Linked DNA regions of Homo sapiens: region 2 is linked to region 1. Evidence: chromatin contacts called from ENCODE Hi-C or POLR2A ChIA-PET data. All regions are on one chromosome and are shown on one strand. The core of a region is the stretch at or near the end of the contact, and the rest is flanking DNA. Distances in the headings are between cores, read along the strand shown. Region 1 overlaps USP32 (ubiquitin specific peptidase 32). Region 2 holds the start of APPBP2 (amyloid beta precursor protein binding protein 2).

Region 1 (7,325 bases), core at 1,925-4,424:
TGATTATTAATACTTTAATACTGTGTTTAAAATTAATATTTATTATTTTTAAAAATCAGCTTCCTTAGGTCGAAGAAACATTAATGTTTAATATTAAGCTATTATTGTAGCTTAGTGTAGTTATAATAAGATACTGGAACTCATGGAAGGGGTTAGATTTTCTTCATCTTAGAAACCGTTACTTTTCATAAAATATATATTGTGCAATTATATATAAAATTATTTAATAATTAGATATACAAATAAAAAATCGGATTATAGTTGGGCTCAGTGGCTCGCATTTGTAATCTCAGCTCCTTGGGAAGCTTAGACTGGAGGATTTCTTGAGTCCAGAAATTTGAGGCTGTAGTGAGCCATGATTGTGCCACTGCATTCCAGCCTGGGCGACAGGAGTGAGACCCCGTCTCTAAAAACAAAAACTAAAAAAAATTAGATTATAATTGGCAAAAGATTGAGTGACAGTGAAAATGCAATGAATATTTTGACTACTATTTTTTGATTACACACATAGGAAGATACAAATTTTTCTGTCTTTCCAAATTAGTTTAGAAATTAAAGATTTGGCCGGGCATAGTGGCTCACCCCTGTAATCCGAGCACTTTGGGAGGCTGAGACAGGCAGATCACCTGAGGTCAAGAGTTTGAGACCACCCTGGCCAACATGGTGAAACCTCGTCTCTACTAAAAATACAATAAAAATTAGCTGGGCATGGTGGCATGCACCTGTAGTCCCAGCTACTTGGGGAGACTGAGGCAGGAGACTCACTTGAACCCAGGAGGCGGAGGTTGCAGTGAGCCAAGATCGTGCCACTGCACTCCAGCCTGAGCGACAGAGCGAGACTCCATCACAAAAACAAACAAACAAACAACAACAAAACACCAGAAAAAGGAAAAATAGTGTTAAGAGATAATTTAGTATGTATTGTTTGTACACTTCATGGGTGTGCATATATGACGTGTTTGGTTTTATAGTGAAAATTCTAACATTCTGCTGTATGGTTTATGGTGCATTGTAGACGTTCCTTTAAGTACTCAATGATAAAGATGAAAATTACTAAGATAGAGAGTAAATCTATATTATATGTAGTCATTTCTCAGTTTGCATAGTAGTATGGGACTGTAAAAATGACCATGCAAGCTGAGACTATTCAAAGGGATCATAGTAATCAGTGGAAAAGATTATGATTGTTCTGTGTGACCTTTAAAATTTTTTGTCAAAACATTAAAAACTCTCTCACAGTTGGTTATAGATATATAGGGTAAGAAGAAGCGTGGTATCCACAGAGAAGGAGGGAGCTTCATAAACAAAGACAAACAGGAATATCAACTACCAGCCACCAACAGCACTTTTGTAAAACTTATTTAAATATTACAAAAAACAATATACAAGATTACTAAGAGATTGGAAGATAAAGGGAGAAAATTTCACTAATGATCTCATCACCAAACACAGCTAATTATTTGCTGTTACTCTTTTTTCAAATTAGTGTTTAGTATTGTTTTAATCATAATGTACATAAAATTTTGTATCTTGCTTTTTCTGAGATGTCTGTTTCTGTCCATGTTATACATACCTATACAGTCATGTGCTGCATGATGATGTTTTGGTTAACGATGGACTGCATACACAACTGTGATCCCATAAGATAATAGTAGAGCTGAAAAATTCCTATTGCCTAGTGACATCGTAGCCATTTACTTGTTTTTGCTTTTTGCTTTTTTTATGTAGTCATTTACTATACTATACCTTTAATCATTATTTTAGAGTATACTCCTTCTATTTATTTAAATAAAAGTTGGCTGAACGTGGTGGCTCCCACCTGTAATCCCAGCATTTTGGGTGGGTTGCTTGAGCCCAGGAGTTTGAGACCAGCCTGGGCAACATGGTGAAAACCTGTCTCTACAAAAAATACAAAAATTAGGCACACGCCTGTGGTCCTAGCTACTCAGGAGGCTGGAGTGGGAGGATCACTTGAGCCTAGGAGGTTCAGGCTGGGGTGAGCCTTGATCACGCCAGTGCACTCTTCCAGCCTGGGAGACAGAGTAAGACTCTGTCTCAAAAAAAAAAAAACAAAACTTAACTGTAACAGCCTTAGGCAAGTCCTTCAGGAGGTATTTCAGAAGAAGGCATTATTGTCATAGAAGATGACAGCTCCATGTGTGTTATTGCCCTGAAGACTTTCCAGTGGGACAATACGTGAAGGTGGAAGACAGTGATATTGATGATCTTGATGCTGTGTAGGCCTAGGCTAAGGTGTGTGTTTATGTCTTTTTTCTTTTTTTTTTGGAGACAGAGTCTCACTCTGTCCCTGAGGCTAGAGTGCAGTGGTGTGATCTCTGCACACTGCAACCTCCGCCTCCCTGGTTCAAGCGATTCTCTTGCCTCAGCCTCCCAAATAGCTGGGATTACAGGTGCATGCCACCACACCCAGCTAATTTTTGTATTTTTAGTAGAGATGGGTTTTGCCATGTTGGCCAGGCTGGTCTTGAACTCCTGACCTCAGGTGATACGCCCACCTCGGCCTCCCAAAGTGTATGTCTTCATTTTTAGCAAGAAAGCTTAAAAAGGAAAATAAAACATGAATAGTAAAAACTTTTTAAATAAAGATATAAAGAAAAAATATTTTTGGACACTGTACAATGTGTTTTAAGGTAAGGGTTATTATAAGAGCCAACAAGTTAAATTTAAAAGTTTATGAAGTAAAAAAGTTACAGTAAGCTGGCTGGGCATGGTGGCTCACGCTTGTAACCCAACACTGTGGGAGGACGAGGCGGGTGGATCATTTGAGGCCAGGAGTTTGAGACCAGCCAGGCTAACATGGTGAAACCCTGTCTCTCCTAAAATATACAAAAATTAGCCGGTTGTGGTGGTGCACGCCTGTAATCCTAGCTACTCAGGAGGCTGAGGCTGAGGCACGAGAATTGCTTGAACCCAGGAGGTGCAGGTTGCAGTGAGCCAAGATCGTGCCACTGCACTCTAGCCTGGGTGTCAAAGCAAGACTTGGTCTCAAAAAAAAAAAAAAAAAATTACAGTAAGCTAAAATTAATTTATTATTGAAGAAAAAATTAGTAAATTTGGTGTAACCGAATTGCACAGTGTTTATAAAATCTACTGCAGTACTCCATGGTAATGTCCTAGGGCTAGGACTTCAACATTGACTCACCCCTAAGTCTCTCACTGACTCACCCAGAACAACTTCTCATCCTGCAAGCTCTATTCATGGTAAGTGCCCTATATAGGTGTACCTTTTTTAAAAAAAGATTTTTAGTTTTGTCTCGAGACAGGGTCTTGTTCAGTCACCCAGGGTAGATTGAAGTGGCGTGATCATGGCTTACTGTAGCCTCGAGCTCCTGGGCTCAAGAGATTGTCTCCCACTTTAGCCTCTAGCTATCCTCCCACCTTAGCCTATAGAGTAGCTGCGACTATGGGTGCATGCCACCATACCTGGCTGATTTTTTTGTTTTTTATGTTTTGTAGAGACCTCGCTATGTTAGCCAGGCTATTCTTGAACTCCTGGGCTCAAGTCTCCTGCCTTGGCCTCCCAGAGCTCTGAGATTACAGATGTGAGTCACCAAGCCCAGCCTAGGTGAACCATTTTTTTGTCTTTTTTTTTTTTTTTTTTTTAGACAGGGTCTCACTCTGTCACCCAGGCTGGAGTGGCATGATCATAGCTCACTGCAGCCTGGACCTCTTGGGCTCAAGGGCTCAAGTTATCCTCCTGCCTCAATGTCTTCAGTAGCTTGGAGGCACATGCCACCAAGCCTGGGAAATTTTTCTTTTTTTTTTTTTAATGTAGAGAACGGGGTCTTACTGTGTTACCCAGACTGGTCTCAAACCCCTGGCCTCAAGTGATTCTCCCACCTCAGTCTTCCAAAGTGCTGGGATTACAGGAGTGAGCCACCGTGCCTGGACTTTTTTTTTTTTTTATCTTTAAGGCTATATTTTTACTATACCTTTTCTATGTTTAGATATGTTTAGATACACAAATACTGTGTTACAGTTGCCTCCAATATTCAGTACAGTAATATGCTGTGTAGGTTTGTAGCCTAGGAGTAATAGGCCATCCCATATAGCCTAGGTGTGTAGTAGTCTATACCATCTAAGTTTGTGTAAGCACGCTGATGTCTGCACAATGATGAAATCACCTAACGATGCATTCCTGTCATTTGTGATGCATAACTGTAGTTTAAAGTGTTAATAGCTTGACCAGGATTTGTTAAATGACAACCAGCTCCTTAATTTTCCTTGGCATTTTCCTTCTCTTAGAGGAGACCACTTTGTATTCTTTTAGTTGATCTTTGGTATTTGGTATTGATTTTTCAGTTTCAGCATTATCTGTTGACTTCCCACTTCTGAGCATGAGAATTTAGTTGTCTCTCCCTTCCTTCCACCTTAGCCACTTCCCCTTCCCCTCTCCCTGTTACTTAATCCTACCGCAATAGTTATATGGTAATTTTAGATAACTGTTAAATGTTTACCTTATGAGCATATGCGTAGGATTCACAGCTGAAATTAGGTAGTAAGTTTTGATTACTTTTCTAGCACAATGTTTGTTTTCCTTGGAGCTGATGACTGATTTTATTTGTGTTTGCTTAGTATTCTAAGTATTTATCACTAATTCAACCCTGAACACTGTCACTTGCCTAAGTCTCCTTTCAAGACTATGAGTTGTTGGCAGTTTATTCTTCTAATGTCTCATGTGGCCTTTTTACTTACATGAAAGGAGCTTGCAGGACTGGTGCTTCATATTGTCAGTCTTTCAGTTTAGCCATCCTGATTGTTGGAAAGTAGTATCTCAATGTGGATTAATCTGCATTTCCTTGACTAAGTGATGTTGAACACCCTTTATATGTGCATGTTGGCCATTTATACATGTGTTTCATTTAATTTTTTTTTTTTTTGAGACAGAATCTTGCTCTGTTGCCCAGGCTGGAGTGCAGTAGTGCAGTCTTGGCTTATTGCAACCTCCACCTCCCAAGTTCAAGCGATTCTCCTGCCTCAGCTTCCTGAGTAGCTGGGATTATATAGGCGTGTGCCACCGCACCTGGCTGATTTTTGTATTTTTAGTAGAGACGGGGTTTCACCACATTGGCCAGGCTGGTCTTGAAATCCTGACCTCAGGTGATCCACCCGCCTTGGCCTCCCAAAGTGCTGGGATTATACGTGTGAGCCACTGCGCCCGGCCATTTAATTTTTTTTTTTTTTTTTTTTTTTTTAATTTTTAGAGACAGAGTCTTCCCCTGTTGCTCAGGCTGAAGTGCAGTGGTGCTCACTGCAGCCTTGGAACTCTTGGGCTCAAGCAATCCTCCTGCCTCTGCCTCTGGAACAGCTGGGACTATGAGTTCACACCACCATACCCAGCTAATTGTTTTTAATTAATTAATTTATTATTTTTATTTTTATTGTAGAGATGGGGGTCTCACTGTGTTGTCTAAGATAGTCTCAACCTCCTGGTCTCAAGCAATCTTCCAGCCTTGGCCTCTCAAAGTGCTGGGATTATAGGCATGAGCCACCATGCCTTGCTACTTTTAATTTTTTTAGAGATGGGATCTTGCTATGTTGCTCAGGCTGGTCCCAAACTCCTGGCCTCAAGAGACACTCTTGCCTCAGCCTCCCAGTTGCTGGGATTACAAGCATTGAGCCACCACAACTTGCTGCTCAAAATGTATTTTTTTCTCTTTTCTTCTTTTTTTTTTTTTTTTTTTGAGACAGTAGCATTTCACTCTGTCACTCAGGCTGGAGTATAGTGGTGTGATCACAACTCACTGTAGCCTCGACCTCTCGGGCTTAAGGGATCCTTCTACCTCAGCCTCCTCCTGAGTGGTTGGGTGGGCACCACCATGCCCAGCTAATTTTTTTTGTATTTTTTTTTGTAGAGGCAGGGTTTTGCCATGTTGCCCATGCTGGTCTTGAACTTCTGACCTCAAGTGATCCTCCCGCCTCGGCCTCCCAAAGTGTTGGGATTACAGGTGTGAGCCATTGCATCCAGCCTCAAATAATTTTTTGAAAGTGGAATCTGAGTGTTAATTTACTAAAACCCTTTCAGCATTTGGTATTATCATTTGCAAAAAATTCTTTGCTAATTGAGTAATCTAAAATGGTAGCTTGTTTTAATTGGTTTTTTTTGGATTGGTGTCAAAGTAGAACCTTTCCCATTTTTGGTAGTTGTATTTCTTCATTATTTTCATTGTCTTTTTGTCCTTTGTTGTTGTCATCATTTTAGTTCTTAAAGATGTGTTTGTTTAAACATTTAAAAAAATTCTTTTTATTTTTATAATTTTTTCTTTTACTTTTCTGGCTAGAGGCTGAGACAGGAGAATTGCTTGAACCCAGGAGGTGGAGGATGCAGTGAGCTGAGATGGGGCCATTGCAATCCAGCCTGGGCAACAAGAGTGAAACTCTGTCTCAAAAAAAAAAAAAATTATTTTGTAGGCTGTGCACGCTGGCTTACACCTGTAATCCCAGGAGTTTGGGAGGCCAAGGTGGGAGGATTACTTGAGGCAGGAGTTCGAGACTAGCCTAGGCAACATAGTGAGACCTTGTCTCTACAAAATCTTTTTTTTAATTAGCTGAGCATGGTAGCAAGTGCATGTAGTCCTAGCTGCTTGAGAGGCTGAGGCAGGAGAATCACTTGAGCCAGGGAGTTCAAGTCTGCAGTGAGTTATGATTACTGCACTCCAGCCTGGGTGACAGCAAGAACCTGTCTCTTAAAAAAAAATCATTGTGTAGAACTTAATAAGTACCTTGAATTTAATCAACTATTTCACTAATTTGCTGCAAGTATTTTCTCCAGTTAGTTTAACATTGCTATTTGTTTTGTATTGCTACTTTTAATGTGTATGAGTTAAAATTTTGTATATGTCAGATCTGCCAATTGTTGTGTTTCTGTTTCACTTCTGAAGTTTTACATTTTTACTCTTACATATATCTGAAAAACAATTCTAATTTATGACTTCATATTTCTAGTGTTTAACTTTTTAAAATTCACCCAAAATTTATCTTGGAGTGTAGTAAAAAGTTAGGATTTTTTTTTTTTTTTTTTTTTTAGGTAGGGGTCTTGCTATGTTGCTTAGGGTGTCTTGAACTTCTGGGTTCAAGTGATCCTCCCACCTCAGCCTCCCAAGTAGCTGGGATTACAGGCAGATGTCACCATGCCTGGCTTAAAAAATATCTTTTGGCCGGGCGCGGTGGCTCACGCCTGTAATCCCAGCACTTTGGGAGGCCGAGGCGGGCGGATCACGAGGTCAGGAGATCGAGACCATCCCAGCTAAAACGGTGAAACCCCGTCTCTACTAAAAATACAAAAAATTAGCCGGGCGTAGTGG
Region 2 (6,677 bases), core at 2,953-5,452, 150 kb before region 1:
CCTGCCACTGCACTCCAGCCTCAGTAACAGAGTATGGCCTTACCTCAAAAAAAAAAAAAACAAACAAAAAAAGATTCTGATGCTTTCTTCAGTATGCTAATTACATTTTTCAGCTCCAGAATTTCTGCTTCTTTTTAATTATTTCGATTTATTTGTTAAGTTTATCTGATAGAATTCTGAATTCCTTCTTTCCATTATCTTGAATTTCTTTGAGTTTCTTCAACATGGCTATTTTGAATTCTGTCTGAAAGGTCTCATATGTCTGTTTCTCTAGGACTGGTCTCTGGTGGTTTCTTTAGTTCATTTGGTGAGGTCATGTTTTCCTGGATGGTGCTGATGCTATAGATATTCTTCACTCTCTGGGCATTGAAGAGTTGGATATTATCAGTCTCCAGTGTCTGGGCTTGTTTGTACTTGTCCTTCTTGGGAAGGCTTTCCAGGTATTTCAAAGGACTTCACTACTGTGATCTAAGCTGTATCTGCTTTAGGGGGCACCTCAAGCCTAGTAACGCTGTGGTTCTTGCTGACTTGTAGAGGTACCACCTTGGTGTTCATGGGTAAGATCCAAGGGAATTCCCTGGATTACCAGGCAGAAACTCTTGTTCTCTTCCCTTACATTCTTTAAACACAAACAGTCTCTCTCTCTGTGCTGAGCTGCCTGGAGCTGGGGGAGGGATTACCCCGAACCCAATAACACTGTAGTTCTCTGAAGTTCTTGCAGACTCTTAGGGGTACCACCTTGATGGTCAAGGACAGCATCTGGGAGAAATTCTCTGGATTACCAGGCAAAGACTCTTGTTCTCTTACCTTACTTTCTCCCAAACAAATGGAATTTCTCTCTCTGTTCTGAGCCACATAAAGCTGGGAGTGGAGTGACAGAAGTACCTCTGTGGCCACCCCCACTATGACTGGACTGGGTTAGAGATGAAGCCAGCATAGCATTGGGTCTCACCCAAGACCTGCTGTAACCACTCCCTGGCTACTGCTTATGTTCACTCAAGGCCCTGGGGCTCTACAATTAGCAGATGGCAAAGCCATCCAGGCGTGTGTCCTTCCCTTCAGGGTGGCGAGTTCCCCCAGGCCCTGGGTAGGTCCAGATGTACAGTCCAGGAGTCAGAGACTAGAGTAAAAAATCTCAGAAGTCTACCTGGTGTTATACTGTATTGCAGCTGAGCTGGCTCTCAAACCGTAAGACACAGTCCTTCCTACTCTTCCCTTTCCTTCCCAAAGGGAGACTAGCCTCACTCTGTAACCACCATCACCACAGGCCACAGGGAGTACTGCCAGACTTCCACGGATGTTTCCTTAAGGCCCACGGCCTCTCAAGTCAGTGTGTGGTGAATGCTGTCTGGGCAGAGACTCAACCGTCAGGGCAGAAGGCTCTACTCTGGACCAGGGCAGGTCAGAAATGCCATTTAGGAGTCAAGTCCTGGAATCAGGAACCCCAAGGGCCCACTTGGTGCTCTACCCCTCTGTGGCCATGCTGGCATCTGAAGCCAGCAAGTCTCAGAGGTTCACCCAAGGTCCTCAACATAGTATCTGGGTATATCTGCTGGTCATTTAGGGCCCAAGGGCTCTTCAGTTAGAAGGTGATGAATACTGCCAGGACTAAGTCCTTCTCAGGGGACTTATCCTTTCTGGCAGTTTATCTGCTCTTGGTCACGACCTCCTAGTCCATCATACACATCTGAATAACTTTCAATCTGAAAGCAGTGAAGAAGGGATCAAGAGGCCCTTCCATCCAGAGTCCCCTTTGTGACTATATACATTTTTTAATGTCTAACTCAGTCATATGGTTTTGCTCTGTGTCCCCACCCAAATCTCATCTTGAATTGTACTCTGATAATTCCCACGTGTTGTGGGAGGGACCCAGTGGGAGATCACTGAATCATGGGGGTGGTTTCTCCCACGCTGTTCTTGTGGTAGTCTCATGAGATCTGATGGTTTTATAAGGAGAAACTCCTTTCGGTTGTCTCTTTTTGCCTGCTGCCATCCACATTAAGATGTGACTTGCTCCTCCTTGCCTTCCACCATGATTGTGAGGCCTCCTCAGCCATGTGGAACTGTAAACCCAATAAACCTCTTTCTTTTATAAATTGCCCAGTCTCAGCTATGTCTTTATTAGCAGTGTGTAAACGGACTAATACACTCAGCATCTAAGGTCCATAAAGCAATCAATATGTGTGTCTGACACACCTTTACCTGTTTACAGGAGCTTAATACGGGTCCTGATTTAGCCAAAATGTCCAAGAACATGTGCATTCAATGTTAGGGGATTCATGGATCCCTTTAGGTAGGATTGCTGGATAAAATACAGGTGTCCAGTTAAATGTGAGTTTCAGATGAACAACAAAGTTTTTTGTTGTTGTTGTTTTCTGAGACAGGGTCTCATTCTGCCACCCAGGCTGGAGTGCAGTGGCATGATCATGGCTCACTCAACATTCTGGGCTCAAGTAATCCTCCTGCCTCAGCCTCCTGAGTAGCTAGGACTACAGGTGCACACCACCACATGTGGCTATTTTTTTTTTGTAGAGATGGGGTCTTGCTATGTTGCCCAGGCTGGTCACAAATAAGTTTTTAGTATAAATATGTCCCCTGCAATATTTGCAGAGATAATAATTATTCTTTTATGTGGGGCAGGGATCCTGATCTTCAAAAGCGCCAGTGTCTAAGAAGTGATGAAGGATTTGCTGAATGAACTGATACACTTGAGTGGCTCCGAAGGCATGAGCAAAACTATTGCACAGAACATACTTACATTTCAAAACCATTTGTTGTTTATCTGACATTAAGATGTGACTGGGCACTTGTAATTTTTTTTTTCTTTTTTTTGAGACGGAGTCTCGCTCTGTTGCCCAGGCTGGAGTGCAGTGGCGCGATCCTGGCTCACTGCAAGCTCCGCCTCCCGGGTTCACGCCATTCTCCTGCCTCAGCCTCCCGAGTAGCTGGGACTACAGGCGCCCGCCACCACGGGCTAATTTTTTGTATTTTTAGTAAAGACGGGGTTTCACCGTGTTAGCCAGGATGGTCTCGATCTCCTGACCTCGTGATCCACCCGCCTCGGCCTCCCAAGTGCTGAGATTACAGGTGTGAGCCACCGCGCCCAGCCTTGTAGTTTTTTACTTGCTAAACTGGCAATCTGATCTTGAGGCCATCCACAGCTTTCCTAGGTTCACAGTATAGAGTAAGAATTTATATAGACTGAAGAAGATTAAGAGTGTTTATTTTTTGTGGAATTATTTAACCACTTAACACTGAAGTACCAGGTGAAGGGTAAATTGAAATAACTCTTTCCACTTCTTTTAGCTCTAAATATCAATCAGGACATTATTATTATGGCTGTTTTCTGGACTTACATCGTTATAGAGTGACTATGAGTTTGATAGTGTCACCAACAATTATGGCCAATAATTTCCATGGTAAATTCCTAGAACAGAAAGATGTTGCATCAAATTCTTGAAATCGCAGACTTAGGAAATTAAGTTACATAAACAGCAGATGTTCAGGCTGAGGAAGGAAAGAAGCTGAAACAAGTACTCCCAATTATTCAACAATCCCTTGAAGCCGCCACTGTAACTCTGGGAATTGAAATACCATTAAGTCCTATCACGGCCACCACTTAGCCTTTTTTCTCTTACTATTATTTGTAATTCCATAATCAAGCTAGTTTTCCTACGAAGTTCTGGGGCAGGAGTTTTCTTTTTTCGGAAATTTCATTTGGATAAAGAAACATGGTCAAAAAGTTACAACGGTGCAAATGGTTATACAAAGAAAAACAAGTCTCTCTTCTATCGTTACCCCTAGTTCCTGGACCGCGGGTTCTTAACTTGGGTTAGGAACTGCAGTCTAAGGGTTTCTAGAGTAATGTGAATTTTCTCAATGCATAATTTTCAATGTACAGATAATTTTGCTCGTTTGTGGGGAGAGGATCCAAACTTTTACCTGAGCCTCAAAAGGGTCCGTGATGCAGAGAACCTGCTGAAGTAACCGATGGCCCCGAGTGACTCGGAACAGGGGGCGCAGATATCCTGTAATAATTTGTCCCCGTGTGAAAAGTCTACCCCTATCCACTCCACTCCACTCCACTCCGGGGCCGCTTGGAAGGGACGCTCTCCGTGGGAGGCATCCAGCTCTTCCTAAGTTTTCCGCCTGCCGCATTCCTCCCCTCCGGCGCGCCGGCGTGCGCTTACGTCATGACGCCGCACACGCAGCCCCGCCCCTGCAGAGATCAGCGCTGGGACGGAACCCGGGTTCCTCTCGAACCGGGATTGTGACGCTTTTGGCCTGGCTGGCCGCTGTTTTCTGTCCCACTTTTTACTCGGGCCTGCGTCCGCTGCCGCCGTCCCTCAGTTTGCCCCCGGAGGAGGCAGGGCGGCCGTGCCTTCTGCCGTGCGCCCGCGTGGCTGCCACCGCCCCTCCGAATCCTCCGGGGCCGCAGAGGGGTTCGCTACGGAGGGAGGTGGGGGCCTTCGGGAGGAGGAGGCGGAGGAGGCGGAGGAGGAGGGAAGGAAGATGGCGGCCGTGGAACTAGAGTGGATCCCAGAGACTCTCTATAACACCGCCATCTCCGCTGTCGTGGACAACTACATCCGCTCCCGCCGAGACATCCGCTCCTTGCCCGAGAACATCCAGTTTGATGTTTACTACAAGGTATGCGCCGTGGGCCTCCTCTCTGCTCTCCTCCAGCAACCCCGGGGGCCGCACCCCCTTCCACGTCTGCGAACCCCCGCAGTTAACCCCTCACCCCTTCCGGCAGACTTGCCTCCCGAAACGTCTGGTGCGGTGTCTGCATTGCCAGTGGAGAAGCACCCCATCTCCCTATGCCCTGTCTCTTAAGCTTTGGGGCCTTGAAGTAATCTTGGGGAGTCTTGCTCCCTGTTGGTGTTCCCTTCTACACAGTGGCCCTCTTGGGTAGGCCTTTTGCGTGGACTTACTCTATCGCGCCCCTGTCCCACCTAGTCCTTTCCTTCTAGCCCGTATCTTCAGGATATTTTCCATCCTCTCCTTCCAATTAAGTGTCAGCATCAGCTGGACTTTTTTCCGTGCTCCTCCCCCCACCCATTCCTACTTTCTCATCTCGCCGCCTTCCTTCCCCGAGTGTTTTGGTGTTTTTGCTTCGTGTTCCTTCGTTTCTCCTTTCTTTTCCCAATTGGGAAGGAGTTAGGGATTATTGGAAATAATCTGTGTGTTTTATTTGCATATTCTTTAAAGCTTTGATTTTTTTGTGGGAGAGGAGGGGCTCTATACTTGAATTAGGGATTTTGTGAAAATGGGAGTGCTGATCAACTGTTTGAAGAGGACAGGGAGAGATCTTTACTGAAAGAAAAAAACACTTTAGATTATGTTCCTGTGTTTGAAAGTTGCAATCTTGCAGCATTCTTAAATCACTCCCCCTCAAAAATCTGAACAGCAAGTCTCCCAAGCCACTCTCCAAGGAGTTTCAAGGGTAAGTGTCCTTAGATGTGGACTATTTTTGCAGTGTTTTCAGAGTGTGGAGAACTTTATGGACTCAGAGCCTGCCCTTTTCTCTCCCCCACATTTGAATGTGAACACTGGATTTATTATTCAGTCTTCCTTGTCTTGAATCCGCGTCGATAACTCCTAGTGTCCAGTAGCCACCCATGCAAAATGTGACTAAAAGTAGAATGTAATTTATTTTTTAGACCTTAAATACTTCCTCTTGATCTGTAAGTTGGCTGGAACAGTGTAAACTGATATTTTAACAGATGTTTATGTTCTTACGTATGTACAGTGTTTTGTGGCAGTTGTTTTATTGGGAAGATTGCCTGCTTTCTCCACCCCTAGATTTTTTTTTTTTTTTTTTTTTTTTTTTCAGAATTAGCAGTTGATGGGCTGCGTTCTACTAAATCCAGCTGCTTTGCACCAATTCTAACAATTAAAGTGGGGTTTCCCCCCTAAATATTTGGAGAAGATTCATTTAGGTCATGCGTATTATTATTTTGGATTTCGAGAAAAAGCTCCCTTTTTTCCTAATCCCTTTGATACATTGATTTACTTTTGTGTATTCTAAGGAAATTTTGTTCATTTAAGATACATTCCTCCCCAGGAAGGACAAATTAGATTTGTCTTTCTCAGCCTGGGAAACTGCAGCTTTGTGTGTGCTCTCTGTCCATTTTATTAAATCATGTGTAATCTTGTACCTCATATGTAATCTCTCAGAGGAAATCATTGGGAATGTAATCCAAGTGTATTTACTAGTTGAATTCGTTCAAAATACTTGAATATCTTTTAGTAACTTTCACTTCTAATTGAAGCTTTTCATTTGAAGATTATTAGTATGAATAGATGGTGCTTTTGTTAGAATTTCTGTTTCACATAGTTCACACAGTTTTAATATTGCTCCTTTTTGGTACACTTTTACTTCTTAATAGTTGTATGCTTATTGGGAGTATGGCACTGTGCTAAGATGAGGGAAGTGTTAAACATGTGCCTGTAACTATGTTGTGCTTTTATGTGTTATTTTGTTTAATCTTCAGAATTAAACTGTGAAGTAGAGTACAGTATAACCTTGCTTTATTGGTGAGAAAGTTAAGTAATTTAATTAAGGTCTCAAACCTGATATTTAGTTCCTGAGTTCCTTGCTCTTTTACTTAGATATCTATCTTAAGATAGTAGATTATTTTAATGAAAGATATTATAACACTAATTTTTTTATT

What was found. A loop is a pair of places that touch in the nucleus more often than their neighbours do. ChIA-PET counts read pairs that join two places held with the same protein, here RNA polymerase II (POLR2A).
Region 2: POLR2A ChIA-PET joins it to region 1 with 11 read pairs in WTC11. The contact joins the promoter of APPBP2 here to the enhancer-like site in region 1. A Hi-C loop is called at or near these places in 1 of 168 maps with a recorded cell type or tissue (psoas muscle). POLR2A ChIA-PET finds 5 or more read pairs at or near these places in 3 of 52 experiments (WTC11, activated CD4-positive, alpha-beta T cell and activated naive CD8-positive, alpha-beta T cell).

Annotation. Positions count from the first base shown.
Region 1 is chr17:60,369,145-60,376,469 of GRCh38, reverse strand. The region is part of intron 1 of USP32 (ubiquitin specific peptidase 32); the gene reads left to right. Among named protein-coding and RNA genes, the nearest start is that of USP32, 19 kb to the left of the region's middle. Within about 2 kb of position 3,174, at least 4 of the 41 ENCODE cell types and tissues checked have a DNase peak (open chromatin) inside an H3K27ac peak, as active enhancers do.
Region 2 is chr17:60,523,767-60,530,443 of GRCh38, reverse strand. APPBP2 (amyloid beta precursor protein binding protein 2) reads left to right here and starts at 4,202. Exons shown (of 13, transcript NM_006380.5): 1 at 4,202-4,650. The coding sequence starts at 4,513. RefSeq lists a silencer at 4,373-4,512 and enhancers at 4,593-4,862, 4,583-5,291.